Regions from separate parts of the Homo sapiens genome. Here region 1 is linked to region 2. A link is a contact called in ENCODE Hi-C or POLR2A ChIA-PET data. All regions are on one chromosome and are shown on one strand. Each heading gives the region's core, a stretch centred on a gene start or an enhancer-like site at or near the end of the contact. The rest is flanking DNA. Distances are from core to core; before and after follow the strand shown. Region 1 overlaps SRGAP3 (SLIT-ROBO Rho GTPase activating protein 3). Region 2 overlaps SRGAP3 (SLIT-ROBO Rho GTPase activating protein 3).

What was found. Hi-C counts contacts between places; a loop is a spot of excess contacts on that map. ChIA-PET counts read pairs that join two places held with the same protein, here RNA polymerase II (POLR2A). Pooled maps may share reads with other maps.
Region 1: a pooled map shows a loop between it and region 2 (2.6-fold over the local background). The contact joins two enhancer-like sites. A Hi-C loop is called at or near these places in 3 of 168 maps with a recorded cell type or tissue (Caco-2, Right ventricle myocardium inferior and endothelial cell of hepatic sinusoid) and 6 of 50 pooled maps. POLR2A ChIA-PET finds 5 or more read pairs at or near these places in 4 of 52 experiments (GM12878, K562, WTC11 and 1 more).

What each region holds. Positions count from the first base shown.
Region 1 is chr3:9,034,479-9,039,814 of GRCh38, forward strand. It overlaps SRGAP3 (SLIT-ROBO Rho GTPase activating protein 3), which reads right to left. Exons shown (of 22, transcript NM_014850.4): 11 at 3,585-3,612. Among named protein-coding and RNA genes, the nearest start is that of RAD18, 74 kb to the left of the region's middle. Within about 2 kb of position 2,578, at least 14 of the 41 ENCODE cell types and tissues checked have a DNase peak (open chromatin) inside an H3K27ac peak, as active enhancers do.
Region 2 is chr3:8,993,852-8,998,992 of GRCh38, forward strand. It overlaps SRGAP3 (SLIT-ROBO Rho GTPase activating protein 3), which reads right to left. Exons shown (of 22, transcript NM_014850.4): 19 at 492-672. Among named protein-coding and RNA genes, the nearest start is that of RAD18, 33 kb to the left of the region's middle. RefSeq lists an enhancer at 2,918-3,417. Within about 2 kb of position 2,935, at least 8 of the 41 ENCODE cell types and tissues checked have a DNase peak (open chromatin) inside an H3K27ac peak, as active enhancers do.

The DNA of each region.
Region 1 (5,336 bases), core at 1,328-3,827, 40 kb after region 2:
CCATCCCCAGGGACCTCTAACCAACTTCTCCTAGGTGTTTGAGTATTGAGCAAATGCTGCTAGCTCCAGTACATGCATGGGCAAAAACCAGGTGAATCCAAATATCATGCCACCCAAACAATGGAAACAAAATAACAGCACAGATCAAAATTTTGAAAAGAAACAACAGGCAAGATTCTTTCAAGCCCATCTTGGATCTATGTCAATTTGGTTAGCTAAGTCCATGTCATTTATTTTTCAAAAATTACTTATTTTTTTTTGAGGATGTATGTATGTGGGGTGGGATTTCTTACAAGAGCTGCTCTTAAATTTTCAAATACCAAAGGCAAAAGAGAGTGTCAAAAATGTGACACAAGGCCAAAGGTTTTAAGTTTGGGGATTAGAAATAACTTGATGATAGCAACATTGTCACCCTGTTTTCATAGTGTTTGGCTTGTTTTTGAACATTCCCAGATCATTTCCTTATCACATTGCATGACAACCTCACAACAACCCTGTGAGGCTGGGAAAGAATATTCAATTCACTTTACATACAAGGCCAGTGAGCCCACAAAAGATGAAGAAACTTGCCTAAGGTCACACAAATAAAATGTGATTGAGGCTGGTGGTAAAATTCAGCTCTTCCTACTCTCAAGGATCTAGTGTGAGTATGAAAGTGATTTTATCATAGAACATCCAGAAGTAACATTAAATTATCTGTTAAATTCTCATGGCCAGGAAGAGCGGAGACTCTAAAAGCAGGTGTTGGACACTCAATATCAAAAAACCTACGGTGCCCAACTGGAGGGTTTCCTTAAAAGAAAGTCCTAAGTGTTTTTTGTTTTTTCTTAAATTCTACAAAGTGGAAAAAAGGGGAAATAGCATATGTTTTCCCATTTTTCCTGCCCAATCCAGAAAGCAAAGGACTGTGTGAATCACACGAGGATTTCTTTCTTTGTGTGGTGCTCTGTGCACTGTCTGGAATCTCTGACAAGGAAACGTAGCTATCCCAACTTTGCACAATATCAAATCTATATCGACTTACTGAAGTGCTGGGTGGGGCACAAAGTGGGGAGCAGGGGGGCAGCTCGGCCAAGGAAAGTGGGGCAGCCTAAGCCTTCCATCTCTTCTGCTGCTCAGATGCAGAGCAAAAAGGAAAGAAAGAAAGAAAGAGAGGCAGGGAAAACAGGAACAGAGAAAGCCACAGAGAGGAAGAAAGAGAAACCAGAGACCAATGTCCCCTTTCTGCCTTTTAATCAAGATGAAAATTAACACACGTTGGCAACACAGGAAATAGCCTCAAAATTATCCTGCAACTAAAGGGATGTGATGAAAAATTCCCCTAGATAACCTAATAGACTTGGAGGTCAACATCCCAAATGGTGGCAATGCTGTAGGGCAATGCCAGTCGGGCCCTTGGAGGCTATTCATGGGCTGTGTACTGCGTTGCATCTGCCTGAACAAGATCTCAAGTGATTTCACCTCTAATCCAGACCACGAGGGCATGTCAACCTGGGTAAGGGGAGCCAGACATTCATTTGAATCACAATAATCAAACCTTATATTTGCATCTTGCTTTGACATTTGCAATACGCTTTTAAACTTAAGTGCATTATCACATCTGGCCATCCTGAATTACAGGGTTATTATGAATTTGGTCTATTCTAAGATAAGGTTCTGAAGTGTGAGAAAAATATAACATGCTGCAGCCCATATGCAACACCAGTTCCTCTATACAAGGTCAACAGCAACTTAGCTGAGGGGATCCTGCTCAAATAACCATCCAGAAATGATATCCACCTCGTGTGGGAGTCCATGGAAGATACAGAGAGAGCCATAGGACAGAGACATTGTTAGCAACAATTTCCACAAGTTAAATCATGATTTTGGAGGTAAGGGGAGACTTTTAGTTTACTAACAAAGTTGTCTTTGACCTTGACCAGGAACCAGAGTACACAGGGCTATGTCTGCAATTGAACGCAGGGTAGCTGCAGTTGAATGCAGGGTGTCTAAGTGGGAGGTCTGATAAACTCAGCTTGGATTTCCCAGGCCCTAGGTCAAGGAGGGTGTGGAAGACAACACTTCAGAGGGCTTTATTTAAAACACAAAACAAAACAAAACAAAACAAAACAAAACACACAAACCCTCAACTTTCCCCTGAGGGAAGACCCTGAGACCTGGCCAAGTGTTTGATTACAGATCTCCTCTCCCACACTCTGCTGGAACAAACTTCTCTGCGTGAGTTCTAGGAATTAGGAGGAAGTGAGGGACAGCTCAATTCATCCCCCATCTGTTTCACTATTTGCAGAATTTGGTGTAAAATACAGCTTCTGTTGTTTTGAGACTATGACAACATTCTCTCGCCAGAAAAGAAAAAAAAATTATAATGGGTTCGTTTCTAAAAGGTTCTTCGAAAGTGACCCTGCACATCTGCCGCCCCGTGTGCTGGAAGGGCCTTGCCTGGTGTGAATCATCCTGATGTTTCCAAATTGCCAGAGCCCAGAGGAACAGCTGTACGGGCTGAACTTCTGCCAAGCCCTCCGTCTCCCCATCCTGAGCCCAGGAAACTGAAAACCCCAGAGGTTGCCAAGACTTTGCCCAACTCCCTTCCCAAGGAGCAGGAGAGAGTTGGGAGTTCATCTTTGCTCTTGCCAAACATGAGGGCTTCCCAGGATTTGGGGCCACTGGAAAGCATTTGTGGGAAAAGAAAGAATGCCCTCAGGTCCCTGGGCCCAGAAAGTGAGGCAAAAAGTAGCGCTCTACTGCCGTGTGATGGAAAAGTGCAGGCCTCTGGGCCACTGGCTGAATTCCAGCTAGGCAGTGCAATATCTCTTAATAGGAACATAGAAATGAAATAGGCTCTAAGCAAACAACCTGGCCAGTGACAGAGCCACTTATGGATCTAAGCTCTCTGAAAGGGAAGTAAAGTCAGCCCCTGGGCTATCAGCTGCTGAGTGGAAAGTGTTCACTGGCTCTGGTCTGCTCAGGAAAAAGCGCAAAAGGGAATGTTGAACAAGCTGAAGAGAAAGCAGAAGTTGCCCGTGTGTTACTTTCCGTCAGCTCATCCAAGTGCCCGTGAGGTCCAAGCTAGGGTGTGGACGGCAGGAGAGTCTGTGCACGCCTATGCACATGCGTGTGCCCAGCTGCGCGCAATCTGAGCCTGGCCCAAAGCCTTGGTACATGGGGACCTCAGGCTGGGCCTCGCAGCATGGCTGGGCAGTTTGCTCAGCATGGTGTAGCAGGTGGGAAGAGAGGTCAACAGCCACCCCACAGCCTCTGGCCCCTACAGGCTGCCCTCAGCCACTCTGAGTAGACAATACTGTCTCACCCGATGGCCAGCGCAAAGGGAGGGTGCCCCACTGCCACACAGCAGCCCCAAAAGCGCCCCTTCCATCGCCAGCCTGGAGGGGCGTGGCTTTGTCAGTCTAATGCTAGAACAAGCAAAGCAGCAACTGTGCCTCACCTGGGCACACCCACACCGGCCCTTGGGGACATTGGTGAAGAAGCCATCCCTGCTTCTCCAGCTCCTGGCAGTGCCTCCCCAGCCCCATCCCACTCCCACCTCGGGCAGCAGATGAAAGAAAACACAACTCTCCCACTCTCACCTGGTGGTGCCGCATTCTGCTCTTTCCCCTGCAAAGAAAAGTATACATGAATGTTTAATTGCCTTTTCTTTTTAATCCAAAGAACATTCATCTTTTTCTAAAAACAAAATACAATGAGTCTTAATTATTTATGAAATATGAAATCTAATTATGCCTAAGGTGCGGTCTGTTGAAAAGAACTGCGTCTTATTAATTCTTCATTAAAAGCCTCCTGTTTGTAGGGCTGTGTTCACACACACATTATTGTTCACAGACATATTTTCAGTGATTCTCAAACTACAGCCCGCTGACCACTTGCATCAGAAACATCTGGGGGTCTTGTTAAAGATGCAGATTTCTTGGCTGTCTCATGGGTCTTCTGAATCAGAATCTCTGAGATAAAAACCCAGAAATCTGCATTTTAACTACCACCCCTGGTGATCACTTCTATGCCTCCCAAAGTTCAAAAACTCCTGCAATGTTTAATGGCAACAAAGATTGACCGAGCCCCTGTTGTATGCCTGGCACTGAAGGATACCAGCCGTAAGGCTGGTGCTCCTCCACCCTGCTGCCCTGCCTCTGCCTTCATTCCCAGCTGAAGATCTTCTCATTTTCTTTACTGGAAAAGAAAATCAAGTACTATGGGTTCTCCATGTGCATGCCTCCACGAGGCCCTCCCACCTACCTGCCAGACAAAGCCCAGACCTTCTCCTTATGCCCTGGTTCCATCCCCTCTGTCCTTCTGGGGGCCTTAGTTTCTGCAGGTATCTCCCCTCTCGCTAGCATCACCAATCTCCTCTCTTCTGGACCATTTCCAACAGCATATCAACATGTTCTGGATATGCATGACCTAGCTTTTAACCCTTCTGTTGACCCCATTTCTCCTTCCAGCTACATCCTCATTTCTCTGCTCTTCTTTACAGCACAATTCCCTGAAGGAGATGTCTGGAGGCACTACTGCTTCCTCCCCTGCTATTCCCTCCTCACCTCTTTGCAGCTAGGCTTCTGTCCTCATCCCTGGGCTGACACTGCTCTTGTCAAGGTCAACACTTAAGGGCAACAAGGATCTCCTTGAGGCTGAATCCAATGGTCTTCTCTGTCCTTATCGTACCTGACCTCTCCGCACCATGCTGCTCAGTTCACGACTCCCTTCTTACAAAGCTCTCTACTCTTCACTTTCATGACTCCACACTTTCCAGGTGTTCTTCCTGCCCTACAAGTTCCTCAGTTTCTCCTGTCTCCTCCTCATTCTGCCCAACCTCAAACCTCAAAATGTTGGAGTGCCATCAGGACACAGACCCAGGGCTGCTTTCCTTTTCTACACATCCTCTCTAAGTGACCGCAAGTGCTTACCAAGGACTCCCTACTCTATGTCCAGATCTTACGCTTCCCTAGAATTCCAAACTCAGATGCACTGCAATCTTTTATAAAAATAGCATAACTGAGGTATAATTTATATATCATAAAATTTACCCATTTGGAGTGTATAATTCAGTGATTTTTAGTGACTATTCAAAGTTATGCAACCCTCACCAGAATTCAGTTTGAAAATATTTCCATCCCCAGAAAAAGATCTTTCATGCCCACTAATAGTCACTCCCTGTTCCTGCCTCCGGCCCCTGGCAACCCTAATCTACTCTCTGTCTCTACAGATTTGCGTAGTCGAGACATTTTATATAGATGGAATTATACAAGATGTGGTCTTCTGCATCTGGCTTCTTTCACTTAGCATAAAGCTTTTGAGGTCTATCCATATAGTACGGTTTAGTAATT
Region 2 (5,141 bases), core at 1,685-4,184:
TTTTGTGGTAGGACTAGGCATTTGGGATGCAGGGCTCTTTTTCATTAACCCCTGAAATTATTTTTTAAAAAATAGTACCCTATTAATCAGAAACAAGGGCATGTTTCTGCCCATCCCCTAAGAGAGCTACCTCTGGAGTGTAGAACCGTAGGCAGGGGAGGCCTAGGAGGTGGAGGCACATGGCAGGATCCCCTGGATACTGAGAGCCCTGGTGGGTGATGGCACTCCCTGGGGGCTGTCAGCTGCATCAGGATGTAGGCCAGAGGCACCCAACACCGTTTCTGTGTGCTCAGAAGGAGGAATTTGGATATCCGTTAAGTGGATCACCATTTAAAGGGAAGTTAGATATTACCCATTGTTAGAGAAGAACAAGCGTATGATATCAAGGAGAGCAAATTGCTGGCATACAAGCTAGCACTCCCCTACGGTGCCCATCCCAGACATCACTAATCTATTTCGGCATTCTTCACAGAATTCTCGACTCCACTCACATGTCCTGTACAACTATGTACTGATGGGGGATGAGTCCATCCACGCCGTTGTGCCGGCCCTCCCACCAGTCCTCCGAGGCGCGGTGGTACAGGAGCAGCGAGGCCCCCTTCTTGAAGGATAGCTCACGCGGGGACCGCCCCATGTAGTCAAACTTGGCAATAGCCTCGATCTGCTCCACTTCTGGAAGGAAATCAAGGGAAAAAGCGTCTCTGAGGTCAGCAAAGTGGCAGCTCAGGAGCCTCACTCAGATGGCCCTGGCTTCTCTGGGGAAGGATAGACTGCACAGCTGGTGAGAACATGGACAGAACGCCTGGTGGGCTGGGGCTCAGGACCCTGGGGTCCTAGCCTCAGATCCACTCTCCACCCTGCAACCTCAGGAAAACCATCAAACCCTCAAAATGTAAAGAGGGAGCTGATACATGCTCCTTTTCCACTGCCCTTCTTGTTCTCTACTTTTTAATGCTCATTAAGACAATATTGTAGAATTTTCGTTTTCTTCCACCCCTTAACACAAGTTCTATTAATATTTCTATTTTTCTATGCACCCTTTTCCTCTTTGTCATTTATAATACTTTTAGTAATTTTTAATCTTTTGAGAGGCCACATCATGTATGCAGACTCTAATCTGCAAAATCCGATACAGGATTTTAAGGGTACCCAGACCCTTCAAAGCTCATTGTTAAGGACTGAACTGTGTCTGCCTCAAATCTATATGTTGAAGCCCTCACCCACAACGTGACTGTATTTTAGAGGCTTTAATTAATGTAAATGAGGTGATTAAAGTTAAATGAGGTCATAATGGTGGGGTCATAATCCTAGTGCTGGTGTCTTTATAAGAGGAGCAGAGGCTGGGCGTGGTAGCTTATGCCTATAAGCCCAACACTTCGGGAGGCTGAGGCAGGAGGATCGCTTGAGTCCAGGAGTTTGAGACCAGCCTGGGCAATATAGTGAGACCTCATTTCCAAAAAAAAATTTTTTTTTAATTAGCTGGGCGTGGTAGCACGTGCCTGTGGTGCCAGCTACTCTAGGGCCCGAGGCAGGAAGATCACTTGAGCCTGGGAGGTTGAGGCTGCAGTGAGCCATGATCATGCCACTGTACTCCAGCTTGGGTGACAGAGCAAGACCCTGTCTCAAAACAAACAAACAAAAGTTCTTGTACAAAAGGGCATAGCTTAGTACAGATACTCATGAGGTATTCGGTTGACAGCAGCTGTCATGACTGTGATTATAATTATTAATGGATTTGGCCTATGGGATGCGTCCAGAGAAGAGACGTTGAACTGCAGAGAGTTTAAGTGTTTTAAACTGCATGGTTTAAGGACCATACAACTAGTGATATTTGGGGAAGAGACGTTTTGGGGAGCAGGGGATTGTGCCTACAGTTTATTCCACCTGTTTTATAGTTTCTACCCTAAGAAGTGTCCATATGTGGTAGAAAACTGATTTTGTATAGGTATTAATGTTTTAATATTTTAAAGTAAGCACAAAGAGGTTTAACATTATAATTCTTACTTTTTTTTATTTTAATAGAACAGAAGAGTAACAAAAGCAACCCCTGCCCTCTCTCTAGCCTGTAGATAGCTTCTCCATGCTGAGCTTTCTTGGGGCTCTCTATCTGCTCCATTCACTGTGGACAATCTCGTCTTCATCGATCTATTCATCCACCTGTCCATCACACAGTTAAGCTCAGAACATTTGGCTTTACCATTTTTTAGTTGTGTGACCTTGGGATACTTAGTTTTTCTTTCTGTGCCTCAGTTTCCTCATCTGTTAAATGGAAATGGTAATAAATAGAACCTATCTTACAGGGTTATTAGAAGGATTAAGTGAGTGAATATACATGAAGTGCTTGCAACAGTGTCTGGCACATAGTACCCTATAAGAGTTACACACATGTTGTTACCAGAGGCTGGTGCACTTCTAAGGGCCACGGATGGCATGGAAAAATCAAAGAGCAGGAGGAGGAAACTCCCTTGTTCACTCCCCATCACTCCCCACCACACACATGCACCAGGGCTCCCCTCTGGAAGCAACTGGCTCAAGAAGACCATGCTTGTGTCCCCATGAGATGCAGTGGCTTTGGGATGTATTTAGCTCTTAGTGACTGAGGCAGCCTTCTGCAGGGAGCAGGCCTCAAACAGTCAAGTCAGCTTCCCCAGCTAGCTACCCGACAAATGTCTTTAAATGCTATTCTAACCTGGGTGTTGGGAGAGAAGGAAGGAGGGAAGGAGGTGGGGAAATGACAGCACCACTAAATGGGTCAGACTAACTCAGATCTTGACTCAGAGTCACATTCTCAGTAAAACAAACAGAGATCTTGGTCCCTCTCTCTGCAGCATCTTTGAATCTCACATCCGGCCGTGTGCTGGAACTGCCTGCTAGCCCATCTGCCTGCCTCGTTACAAGAGTCAGAAAGGCCGGAGGGTTTGCAAGGGCAGGAGCTGAGCCCAGACAGCTGCGTGCTCCTGGGTTCGCCCAGGGACTTCCTCTGACCCAGATTCCCCAAACTAAGAAAGGCGCTGACCTAAGCAGAGGTTTTCTGATACTCAGAGGGGCACAGAGGGGCTGCCTCCGGTTTCTGCCTTTACCATCACCAGAGCCTCCAGCAGTCACTGGACAGCAGCCTGAAGTTGAAAGAGTGGGGCAGCAGGGGGAGCAGACAATGTGAGGGAAAGAAAACAGGAGGAACAGGGCGAACCTCCAGCTCAGAGAAAGCACGTGTGTTTGCAGACGTCGTTACATAAGTGTGTGTGGTGGAAACAGTAATAACAGCTCCCATTGATTACTAAGTCTGTTATTTGGGCTTCTCGTGCCTGAAACAGAATATGTTTCTCCCCCTCATCACTCTCCCACACTCTGTTACCCAAGCTTACTTCATTCCCTCATCTTCCCCATCTCAGGAAACAGAACTGCTGTCTACCTGCTCACCCAGGCCAATGCCCTGGCATGGCTCTGCACACCTCATCCATTAGCGACTCCTTCAGAGTGTCCCCTGGATCTGACCATGGCTCACCACCTCCCATGCCACCCTCTTCACTTCCATACTTGCTTAGGTAGAGCCGCTTCTCCCCACAGCAGCCTAGAGGGTCCTTTACAATCATACAATCACATCATGAAACTCCCCTGTTCAAAATCCTCAGAAGGCTTCCCATGGAGGCTGGAACAAAATCCCAGTGTCTTCCCACTGCTCATAAGGCCCTCCAGGATCCCAATCGCAGAGACCTCTGAGACCTCATCTTCTCTGTCTCTCTCTCTCCTTCACTAGCTCAATCTGCTCTTGCCTCACTAAGCTTCTTGATGTTTTTCCTCCAACATCCTAGTATGACATTTTTTAAACACAAAGTAAAATTGAAAGAATTTCACAGTGAACATGCATGGAACACAACTAAATTCCGCTATGCACATTTTACGATGCTAGATTTATCATATATCTATCCACCCTTCTATCCGTCTTATTTTTTAATGATTTTTAAATTAAGTTATAAACATCAGTATACTTTATCTCTAAACACTTCAGCATAAATATTCATAGAGGTTTTTTTTTTTCTTTTTCTTGAGACAGGGTCTCACTCTGTCACCCAGGCTGGAGTGCAGTGGTGCAATCATGACTCACTGCAACTTGAACCTCCTGAGGATCAAGCAATTCTTCCACCTCAGCCTCCTGAGTAGCTGGGACCACAGGCACATGCCGCCATGCCCAGCTAATTTTTTAAGTTTTTGTAGCAACGGGGGTCTCACTACAGCCTGGGGGACCAGGCTGGTCTCGAACTTCTGGACTCGAGTGATCCTCCTGCCTTGGCCTCCCAAAGTGCTGGGATTACAGGCGTGAGCCACCACCCCCAGCTACAGAGCCTTCTTGATGCTTTTAAAACAGACAAGTGTCTTCCCTTTACAGGGCCTTTGTACTTCCTATTGCTTCTCCCTGGGATGCCTTTCTCCCAGATCTTTGCATTCATCCACACTCAACAAATATGTATTAATGCTATGTGCCGTTTGCTAATTTCATTCAGGTCTGTACTCAAATGTCATTGCCTTACCAAGGCCTTTCCCAGCCGCTCCCAACTGCAAGAGCCCCAACTGCCAAATCACTTTCTAACACCTTCTCTTGCTTTATTTCTCTTCATGGCACTTATCACAACCTGAAATTTATGTGTGTGTGTATGATGTGTGTATTTATGTGTTTGTGGTATGGGTGTGTGTGTATATATATACTATATATATGTATATATACACACACATATACATACACATATGTGTATATATACACACATATAATTTTGAAACTTTACTATCAATCTTTCCTACCAAAGTGTGGGTACCATTAGGACAGAGATTTTCTTTTCTTTCCTACTGTATTCTGACTCCTAGAACAGACCCTAGGACAAACAGGCACTCAATACATATTTATTGCTTGCATGAACAAATTAAGCTTTTACTGGTACCAGGTGTTCTACTTACATTATCACATTTAATCCCATAACAACATTTGAGGCACTACCCTCATTTCATAGATGAGGGAACTGAAGCTGGGTTGAATGATGGGCCTAGGGTTGGGTCACACCAGTAGATACAGTGATGAGCTAACATCTGAGCTCAGGTCCCAGACATCATTAATAGAGGCTTCTAGATGTTTTTGAATTGTGCTAAGC